Regions from separate parts of the Homo sapiens genome. Here region 2 is linked to region 1. Evidence: read pairs that join two places in POLR2A ChIA-PET (ENCODE). Cell type or tissue: MCF 10A. All regions are shown on one strand. Links, peaks and the distances in the headings refer to the core of each region. The heading gives the core; the rest is flanking DNA.

Region 1 (5,375 bases), core at 180-5,179:
CCTTCTTCAATTACTGCATGATTCTACAAAGTGGTCCTCGTACTTCATGCTTGCTTTCTTTGCATCCAATCTTCACATTAAACCACTGAGAAAACGTCCTCAAAAGGCAGACCTGCCCCTCTCCTTCCCTGACAGAAAGTCAGTTAGTGGTTCCTGACCCTTCCAGATAGAATTCTGACCTGCCAGCATGACGGGCAAGAGGACACTTATAATCTGAGCCATGCTCCCCTCTCCAGCAGCATCTCCTGCCCCTTCCCCTGCATATTCTGATGTCAGCCACAACAACCCCCTTTGCATCCCCAAGGAGCTACGTGTTCTCTCTAGTCTCTGTGGCTGGGCACTGCTGCCACTCTACCTGGAGGGCCCTTTCTCCTCCCTTTCTGTATAAGCCTTCCATGCATTCTTGGGAGAGCGCTCCTGACTCTCCAATTTGAGGTAAGTGCTCTTCTGAATTCTCCTAATGCTTCCTGTGCTTGTCCCCATTGTGCCTCTCTGCTAAACTGTCAGTTCCTTGAGAACAAGGAATATACCAGCCTCCAGCTCAGTGCCTAGCAAGGTCAAATGTCTGTTGTATAAGTGAAAGAATGAAGAATGGGCATCTGGAATAAACATGTCTCCACACAGTGATTATAAGTACATCCTTTACCAGAGACTTCTTTTGTTGGGTGCCAATCATCCTCCAGATTGCACCAGCTGTGAGTGCTACATTGCCAAGGCATTGCAACTTGGACTGCTGGCCTCCATCCTGGAGGGCACTTCAACAAATGGGTCAGTTGCCCCAGCTCAGCTCTGGCTATCCCTGGCTGCCCCAATTTTGTTAGTCACCAGGGAGATCCTTAATGACCTCATGGCTGAACCCATGTGGCCTCTGTCAGCAGCTGGAGAGCCATTCCTAAGAGCTGAGATCGTGAGTCAGCCCTCATCTCATTGCCCAGGGAAGATTCCTTTCTCACTGGTTGTGTAACTTCACTCAGGCTATGTTTTCCTTAGTGGAGTCCAAGATTTGGAATCATTGTAAGAGGAGAAAATGGCAGGTAATCTCAGGAATGGAAAAGACCAGTTATGTTTCTCCAGGAGAGGGTTTCTTGGGGTGGGAGAAGGTGAGGAAAGTGGTAAGTGACCAGTGTTCATAGATAAGTAAGTAAATCAAAGGAAGACTTGAATGTATATGGATTCTTGTTCCCAGAGAATATAATAGATTATCTGGGAAAGAAGCCAGGACAAGAGAGACCTCTCAGCAGAGGCAGGTGCCCACCCATGTGGGTACATAGTGTGGTATTAAACAGCATTCAGCCTTCATCCCTGTTCCATCCACTTTTTCCTAAATCAGCAACACATCTCTTCTCCAGAAATGAGAAACCAACCAACTTTTCACGGTGAACCTGGACGAGATGAGAAAAAAAATGGATTTTGCTTCAGATTGAGTTCCCTTGCTACCAGTAAAGGGTTTACACAGAGGTAAACCCTTTAGGTAGAGGACGGAGCAACACAAAGGCACAATCTCACTTCTACCCCCTACAGTAAGTAAGCAAAAGATCCATTAAATGAGAAAATGTATGTGAAAGCACTTAGCACGGTGCTTGGCAAATGGATGAGAGTCAATAATATTGACTTTTTTGTTGTTGCATCTATGCTCAGTATAAGAACCCATAAGGCAATTTCGTTTGTAGAAAGGATAACTGGGGTACCAGCAGAGATAGAGGGGTAACTATCTCTAGCTGGCTGAGAGTTACATTTTTGCCAGTAGAGACTCTTTCCTTTGACTCTATTAAAAAACAAATACCAATTAGAGGCAAGACACTGTCTTCAACATTTCTATTTTACTATTAGTAGCTGATTATATTCTTTTTTTTCTTCTCACGTCTGTAATCCCAGCATTTTGGGAGGCCGAGGGAGGCAGATCACTTGAGCCTAGGAGTTTGAGACTAGCCTGGGCAAAATAGGGAAGCCTCATATCTACAAAAATAAATAAATAAATAAATAAATAAATAATAAATGTAATTAGCTGAGTGTGGTGGCACATGCCAGTAGTCTCAGCTACTTGGGAGGCTGAGGTAGGAGGATTGCTCGAGCCCGAGAGTTCACGGCTGCAGTGAGCCATGATGGTGCCACTGCACTCCAATCTGGGTGACAGAGTGAGACCCTGTCTCAAACACACACACGCACAAACAAAACAAAACAAAACAAAACAAAAAAGGCAGTAGCAGAGAGAAGTTAAAGGCATTAAACATCATAAATGGGGGAAATGTACAAATCTATTTCTTAACGCTAAGACAAAACCCTGCCAGTTCAAATGGGAATACTACTAGTCTAATAACTTCTACTATAGAAATAAATAATTTTAACAGCTGTAAGGTTCTAACAGAGATGAGACAGGAAATGTGGAAACCAAGGAACAACCCAGTCATTTGCCTCATACTGGGGCAGTTTTGATTGGACATTTAGGAGCGGTGGAAGTGGCATCAGTCAACAACTTAGAAGGTATAATTGTATTTGAGGGGGCAAAGGTAAACAGAAATCACAAGCACCTTCACACATATAAAGCTCTCAGTAAGCCAGGCATGGTGGCTCACGTCTGTAATCCCAGCACTTTGGGAAGCCCAGGCAGGCAGATCACAAGGTCAGGAGTTCGAGACCAGCCTGACCAACATGGTGAAACCCCATCTCTACTAAAAATACAAAAATTAGCTGGGCGTGGTGGTGCGTGTGCCTGTAATCCCAGCTACTCAGGAGGCTGAGGCAGGAGAATCGCTTCAACCCGGAAGGCAGAGGTTGCAGTGAGCTGAGATTGCGGCATTGCACTCCAGCCATGGTGACAAAAAAAAAAAAAAGAAAAAAGAAAAAGAAGAAAAGGTAAAAAAAAGCTCTCAGTAGGCATCTTCCAACTCTGCTTCATGTATCTTAACACAATGAGAAGTTACAACTCAGAGTACTTGGAAGTGCTCCATAGTGTTTGTTTAACCAAAATAAACAACAGAACAAAACAAAACTTGTACTTGTCAACACCAGTTTGCCATGTCCCACACTAGGTTTAATAAAGTGATCAGATTAATAGAGGCTCTGAAAACAAGCTAACTATGCCCTACATCTGTACAGTACTACCACACACACACATTCCACTCTCAACAGTGCCCTGAGATAGGTCAGCTTTACCCTCTCCATCTACAGGTACAGAAAGAAACCACATCACAAGAAGCAAAGCAGCTTGCTCAGATTAGCAAGATTGTCCTAGAATCCAAGATTCCAAACTCAGAATTTAATAGATAAAGTTAAAAGTCTAAAAACAGCCAGGCACAGTGGTTCACACCTGTAATCCCAGCACTTTGGGAGGCTGAGGCGGGCACATCACTTGAGGCCAGGAGTCCAGCCTGGGCAACATGGCAAAACCCCGTCTCTACAAAAAATTAGTCAAAAAAAAAAAAAGACTAAAATCACTTTATTGGAGGAAGGGGGATTTTCCTTAGTATTGTAATGAAGAGCTGTTACAGTTCAATAATTAAAAGGCAAAGACTGCAATAGAAAAATCAGCAAAGGACATGAACGAACAAATCATAAAAGAAGATCTCTGTAGCAATCAAAGAAATACTTTATTGTTAAACAGAATCTGCCTAAAATGTGGGTTTAGAGCTCTCTTCTAAGATAACCCAGACTAGACTTCATAGTCTAGGGTGAAGCTTTATGGGCCCTTTTTCTTGTCCTAATCCCAAACCCGAATCTTCTCATTTTAACACCCCTGGCTGGGGGTGAAGACACAAGAAAGCCAAGTGCACTTGGAAGAATTGTTTGGCATTCCCTGGGCCTCACAAGCAAACATCAGCAGCCGACAAGGCAGGGTGCAGAGGGCCGCCTCATGGAGCCTATGGCCCTGGATGTTCTCCGGTGACAAGTCAAGCCTATCTAGCTTTGTGCAGAGTGCCTGCAGCAGTGCTACTCAAAGTGTGGTCTGTGGGCTGATGGCACGGACATCCCCAAGGAGGTTATAGAAATGCAGGACCTTGGGCCCCCTCCCCAGGTGTCCAGAACAAGATCTGCCTCTCAGGGGCTTCAGAAGTGCGGCCCTAGGGCACCTGGCTTGGGCTTTGACCATCACAGGTGCACAGCAATCACGCATCTGCCCATTGAACAAAAGAGTGGACAGGATGGTCTCTGAGGTCCCTTTCAAAATAAATCATGAGACTTAATGAAAGCTGTCAGGATTCAGCTGAGTAAACTATAGTCATGCGTTGTTTAATGACAGGGATACGTTCTGAGAAATGCATTGTTAGGAGACTTCATTGTTGTTTGAACATCATAGAGTGCACTTACACAAACCTAGATGGGATAAGCCCACTGCACACCTAGGCTACATGGCATAGCCTATTGCTCCTAGGCTTCAAACCTGTATGACATGCTCCTGTACTGAATACTGTAGGCAGCTGTAACACAATAGTATTTGTGTATCAAAGCATATCTAAACATAGAAAAGGTACAGTAAAAAGACAGTATAGGGCCGGGCACAGTGGCTCACGCCTGTAATCCCAGCACTTTGGGAGGCCGAGGCCGGGGGCGGGGGGCGCGGATCACCTGAGGGCAGGAATTCGAGACCAGCCTGGCTAATGTGGTGAAACCCCATCTCTACTAAAAATGCAAAAATTAGCTGGGCGTGGTTGTGGGCACCTGTAATCCCAGCTACTCGGGAGGCTGAGGTAGGAGAATTGCTTGAACCTAGGAGACAGAGGTTGCAGTGAGCCGAGATCACGCCACTGCTCTCAGCCTGGGCAACAGAGCGAGACTCTGTCTCAAAAAAAAAAAAAAAAAAGACCGTATAATAATCTTATGGGATCACCATTGTACATGCAGTCTGTCACTGACCGAAATGTCATTATGCAGCACTTGACTGTATCACCATTTTACAAAGGCCTTTAAGTAAGATTAACAAATTAATAACAGTGATTTGGTTCTGATATTTTTGACCGTGAATTTAGAGTTTCTTATTAGTATCATGTCACTGGGCTTTTTTATATGCCCAGGAGGCACCAACAAGGCGTAAAGCCTTTTCTCATTCGTCCCTTCTAGTCCACCTCTTACAAAACAGAAAGCATTGGGATGTAAAATCAAATGAGTAGAAATGAGAACGGAGCTGCAAAGGCTGGAGGAAAGGGTGCCGCCGTGTAGGGGTGTCGCTCTTTTCCCTGCCTTTCCACAGAGAGCAGAGCCCAGAAGCATTCACCTTGTACATTCGGGCATATGTGCAGAGGAGGGGCGGATGAAGAGGGAAAGAAAAGACTAGAAAGAGGAAAGAAGGGGCCAAGAATCAAGGACCCCTGTGCCAACACAGGGGGACATGCCAAATCTGGCCACCAAAGTCCTTTTGAGGCAACTGCATGCATCATCGT
Region 2 (5,375 bases), core at 59-5,058, 1.2 Mb after region 1:
GTTTTATCTTGATTTATTACTTAAATTATTATTATTATTATTTTGAGACCGAGTCTCTTTCTGTCACCCAGGCTGGAGTGCAATAGTGTAATCTCGGCTCACTGCAACCTCCACCTCCCAGGTCCACGCAATTCTCCTGCCTCAGCCTCCTGAGTAGCTAGGATTACAGGCGTCTGCCACCACACCTGGCTAATTTTTGTATTTTTAGTAGAGACGGGGTTTCACCATATTGGTCAGGCCGTTCTCAAACTCCTGACCTCAGGTGATCCACCTGCCTCGGCCTCCCAAAGTGCTGGGATTACAGGCATGAGCCGGCACACCCAGCCTACTTAAACTATTTAACAGAAAATACTGAAATGTGACTGCATATGGTTTATTGCATATCTTTTTTTTTTTTTTTTTTTTTTTTTTTTTTTTTTTTTGAGACAGAGTCTTGTTCTGTCGCCAGGCTGTAGTACAGTGGTGATCTTGGCTCACTGCAACCTCCGCCTCCTGGGTTCAAGCGATTCTTCTGTCTCAGCCTCCCAAGTAGCTGGGATTACAGGCACGTGCGACCACGCCTAGCTAATTTTTGTAATTTTAGTAGAGACAGGGTTTCACTGTGTTGGGCAGGATGTTCTAGATCTCCTGACCTCGTGATCCGCCCACCTCGGCCTCCCAAAGTGCTGGGATTACAGATGTGAGCCACCACACCCGGCCATCATTTTTCAAAGAAAGTAACAAACTCCTTTCTCCTTGTGAGTAGAAATGTTTAAATGCTGTAGTCAGCCCGGGCACAGTGGCTCATGCCTGTAATCCCGGCACTTTGGGAGGCTGAGGTGGGTAGATCACCTGAGGTCAGGAGTTCGAGACCAGCCTGGCCAACATGGTGAAACCCCGTCTCTATTAAAAATACAAAAAATTAGCCGGACATGGTAGTTTATGCCTGTAGTCCCAGCTACCTGGGAGGCTGAGGCAGGAGAATTGCTTGAACCTGGGAGACAGGTTGCAGTGAGCCGAGATCGCACCATTGCACTCCAGCCTGGGCAACAAGAGCGAAACTCCATCTCAAAAATAAAATAAATGCTCTAGTCAATCTGTACTTTGAAACTGAATATTTACTGTTCCATTTAATCACCCTATGGGTACTCCATGAAGACAAGCTTTACTGTAGGAAATAGTAGCCTCTTCAAATTAAGAGAGTGGTATGGGTTTTAGCATCAAACTGTTAACCTCCCAAAGTCCCCTCCAAGTACTAACCAGGCCTGACCCTGCTTAGCTTCCGAGATGAGATGAGACTGGACGCGTTCAGGGTGGTATGGCCATAGACTGAAACTATTAACCTCTGATGCTTATGAATATAACCCTGTCCCTAGCCAAGGCAATTTTTTTTTTCCACCTGGTCATAGTTCCTTATTTTTCTTAGAACAAAAATAAAGTCTAACGAGCTTTGTTGTTCTGTCAAAAAGTAAATTTAGAGCCTGGGGCACAGTGATGTATGCCTGTAGTCCCAGCTACTCAGGAGGCTGAGGTGGGAGGATTGCTTGAGCTCAGGAGTTCAAGACCAGCATGGCCAACATAGTGAGACCCCATCTCTAAAATTTTTTTTTCTTTAATTTTTTTTTTTTTTTTTTTTTGATACGGAGTCTTGCTCATTCGCCCAGGCTGGAGTGCAGTGGTGCAATCTCAGCTCACTGCAAGCTCCGCCTCCCAGGTTCACGCTATTCTCCTGCCTCAGCCTCCAGGGTAGCTGGGACTACAGGTGCCCGCCACCACGCCCGGCCAATTTTTTTGTATTTTTAGTAGAGACGGGGTTTCACCATGTTAGCCAGGATGGTCTCGATCTCCTGACCTTGTGATCCACCTGCCTCGGCCTCCCAAAGTGCTGGGATTACAGGCGTGAGCCACCACGCCTGGCCTCTTTAATGTTTAAGTAAATTTAGTGTCAGGCTAAGACATAAGCAGTAATTTGTCTTCACTATTTGGGTTTGAAGTTTGCAGGTTTCAGGGAAAATCTGCAGCTGGTAAATTGAACAATTTAGTACTAACAAGAGTTTTGGCAGTTCCAGGGAGACTCCATCTTTCTCAGTCAGCAGATTCAGGGCAATTCAGAAAGCTTCTGTGTGATACTATAGCCCTGTCCCTGGAAGTATTTTGTTCTCTGTGAAGAGAAGTATCTTCATGTTTGTAATTTCCTTCCTGATTTTCGGCTTGTACCATCTAGGTATGTTATAATGTGTAATTTTTCTTTTTATGGTGGTTGAAACGAAGTTTTTTACTTGGCTCCCTTGTAGTGCTTGACAGAAGACAAGATCAGTCTTCTCCTACACTTGCTTGAAGATGAACTTGATCACCGAACTGATGAGAGAAAAACTACAATCAAATTAGGCTCAGACATCCAAGTCCACGTCACTGCCTGTATTCTCTCTGTGTGTGGCTGGGCGTGTAGGTGAGTCAGCAGATTTTGCCTGGAGACATGAACCATGACAACAGCATTACACCCATATATATCAGTCACTAATCGTATTTAGAAATCACATGGTGTTTCCCGTGAGAAAAAGAGACAAAGAAAAACTGGGTGGGGGATGGTGCGAGGAGAATGGATAATAAGAATTAGTAACAAAACCAGAATTGGAATTCAGGAATTCTTGGTGTTCACAACTGAACTTTGTTTCTTGTACTGTTGCTTCTTAACTGGGAATTTGTGTTCTCTTTTTTTTTTTTTTTTTTTTTTTTGAGACGGAGTCTCATTCTGTTGCCCAGGCTGGAGGGTAGTGGCGTGCGCGATCTCAGCTCACTGCAAGCTCCGCCTCCCGGGTTCACGCCATTCTCCTGTCTCAGCCTCCCGAGTAGCTGGGACTATAGGTGCCTGCCACACGCCCAGCTAATTTTTTGTATTTTTGGTAGAGACGGGGTTTCACCGTGTTAGTCAGGATGGTCTTGATCTCCTGACCTCGTGTTCTGCCTGCCTCGGCCTCCCAAAGTGCTGGGATTACAGGCGTGAGCCACCACACCAGGCTGAATTTGTGTTCTATAAACAGTGAACCTCCTTTCTAAAAATGGAAAGAAAATAAGCTCTTTTCTATTTTTAAGAAGGAAAAATAGAAAGGAAGTTCTTTTCTATTTTTAGAAAGGAAGAAAAATCCGCTTAATTGATAAAAACTACCATAGGAAACACCAGCTGGAGTCTTCTAGGCCCCCATGTTGCTATTTCCATTCCAGCTGCTCAATTTGGCATAGACTCCCACTATCCTTAATCTACCAAAGAGAGCATATTTAAAATACATCAAGATTGGTTCTGACAGTAAATAAATCTTGATGTATTTTAAATATGCTCTCTTTGGTAGATTAAGGAATGTTTTTTGTTTAAAGGGAAAAGACTTTAAGAGGGACAAGAGAGGGTGGGTACGGTGGCTCACACTTATTTAATCCCAGCACTTTGGGAGGCCAAGGCGGGTGGATCACCTGAGGTCAGGAATTCGAGACCAGCCTGGCCAACATGGTGAAACCCCATCTCTACCAAAAGTACAAAAATTAGCCGGGCATGGTGGCGGGTGCCTGTAATCCCAGCTACTCAGGAGGCTGAGGCAGGGGAATCACTTGAACCTGGGAGGCGGAGGTTGCAGTGAGCTGAGATCGCACCATTGCACTCCAGCCCGGGCAACAAGAGCAAAACTCTGACTCAAAAAAAAAAAAAAAAAAAAAAAAAAAAGAGGGACAGGAGAAACTTTTTGTGTTGTTGTTGTTGTTGGTCAGGCTGGTCTCGAACTCCTGACCTCAGGTGATCCACCCACCTTGGCCTCCCAAAGTGCTGGGATTACAGGCATGAGCCACTGCACCCGGCCGAGAAACTTTTAAAACATGCCTGCAAAACAGTCTTACCATAGAGAGCACACTAAGAACCCGAGGTCTTTCTATGGGAAATATGTGAGAGATGATGAAGTATGAAGCTGGGTCCTGAGACTGGAGCACAGAGGCTCTGATAGGACATGGTGACTGTTCCAGAAATTGGATGAGATAAGGCATACTCACAAGACATTGCACTTAGTCATTTGGAAATGTTACACTTTGAGAAAACTCTCTTTTTCATTCCTATCTAGTTCCTCTTTGGAATCCATGCAGCTCTCCCTGATAACATGTTCGCAATGTATGAGGAAGGTGGGGCTCTGGGGCTTCCAGCAGATTGAATCGTCCATGACTGACCTGGATGCATCCTTTGGCCTGACCAGCTCCCCAATCCCAGGCCTTGAGGGGCGACCAGAGCGCTTACCTCTGGTGCCTGAATCTCCTCGGAGGATGATGACCCGGAGCCAGGATGCCACTTTCTCCCCAGGCTCAGAGCAGGTATTCACTTAGCTTATTTGGGGTGGAATTTTAAACAACATTCTTGGCAAAAGTGTTGTTGGTAGAAAGTTGGAAATTAATTTAGGTGGATAGGCTTCTCTTCCCACTACATTGGTTACGATACCACATAGTGTTTCTGTTCACTAATGGGGAAGCTAAATTCAGCCAGACCCGGTGGCTCACGCCTATGATCCCAGCACTTTGGGAGACTGAGGCAGGCAGATCACTTGAGGTTAGGAGTTTGAGACCAGCCTGGCCAACATGGTGAAACCCCGTCTCTACCAAAAATGCAAAAATTAGCCAGGTGTGGTGGCAGGCACCTGTAATCCCAGCTACTTGGGAGGCTGAAGCAGGAGAATCACTTGAACTCGGGAGGCAGAGGTTGCCATGAGCCAAGATCGCCTCACTGCTCTCCAGCCTTGGCAACAAAGCGAGACTCTGTCTCAAAAAAAAAAAGAAAAAAGATTAAAGAAAGAAGTATTTCTGACCATAATCATTAATATCATTCGTGTACTTCCATTATCTCCCCTTTCCTTCAGGCTGAAAAGAGCCCTGGTCCCATTGTCTCTCGAACTCGGAGCTGGGACTCTTCCAGTCCTGTTGACCGTCCTGAGCCAGAGGCTGCTAGCCCCACCACCAGAACTCGCCCAGTGACCCGAAGCATGGGAACAGGAGACACCCCTGGCCTGGAGGTACCATCTAGCCCTCTGCGGAAAGCCAAGCGAGCTCGCCTCTGCTCCTCCAGCAGTTCGGTGAGTCCACCTCGCATGTAGCAGTGGCTGAGCATAAACAGCATATTGGGCCCTCCCTAGGCAGCATGGAGAAGCAGGCAGGAGCCCTTCCGTGGTCCAATGCAAAAAGTAGACCATGTGAATAAATTTAAAGTTGGATGACCAAAGGGAAAAAATGTCAGTCATGTTTTTTGCTCCTTTTTGTTCCTTTGGAGTGGATTCTGGAGAAATAATAGATATTTCAGGCAAATGGAACAACGGTGTGATACAGGGACAAACCTGATCTGGCAGCGGTCCCCAACCTTTTTGGCACCAGGGACC

Evidence for each region. ChIA-PET counts read pairs that join two places held together with the same protein. Peaks named below come from ENCODE experiments on the same cell type or tissue, not always from the same donor. Only the 100,000 strongest peaks of a DNase experiment are listed, where the experiment ranks them.
Region 2: POLR2A ChIA-PET joins it to region 1 with 6 read pairs; 2 of 35 experiments call an interaction of 5 or more read pairs at or near these places.

What each region holds. Positions count from the first base shown.
Region 1 is chr7:131,244,692-131,250,066 of GRCh38, reverse strand. It overlaps a transcript of MKLN1 not described here. Among named protein-coding and RNA genes, the nearest start is that of MKLN1-AS, 80 kb to the left of the region's middle. RefSeq lists enhancers at 3,444-4,035, 5,220-5,375. In MCF 10A, for the core only: no CTCF peak of the experiment used is centred there; a DNase peak (open chromatin) is centred at 886.
Region 2 is chr7:130,023,211-130,028,585 of GRCh38, reverse strand. ZC3HC1 (zinc finger C3HC-type containing 1) reads left to right here. Exons shown (of 10, transcript NM_016478.5): 6 at 2,274-2,428; 7 at 4,080-4,323; 8 at 4,863-5,075. It overlaps UBE2H-DT (UBE2H divergent transcript), which reads right to left. Exons shown (of 4, transcript XR_007060520.1): 4 at 2,274-2,337. It also overlaps the pseudogene RNA5SP245. Among named protein-coding and RNA genes, the nearest start is that of ZC3HC1, 25 kb to the left of the region's middle. In MCF 10A, for the core only: no CTCF peak of the experiment used is centred there; a DNase peak (open chromatin) is centred at 2,445.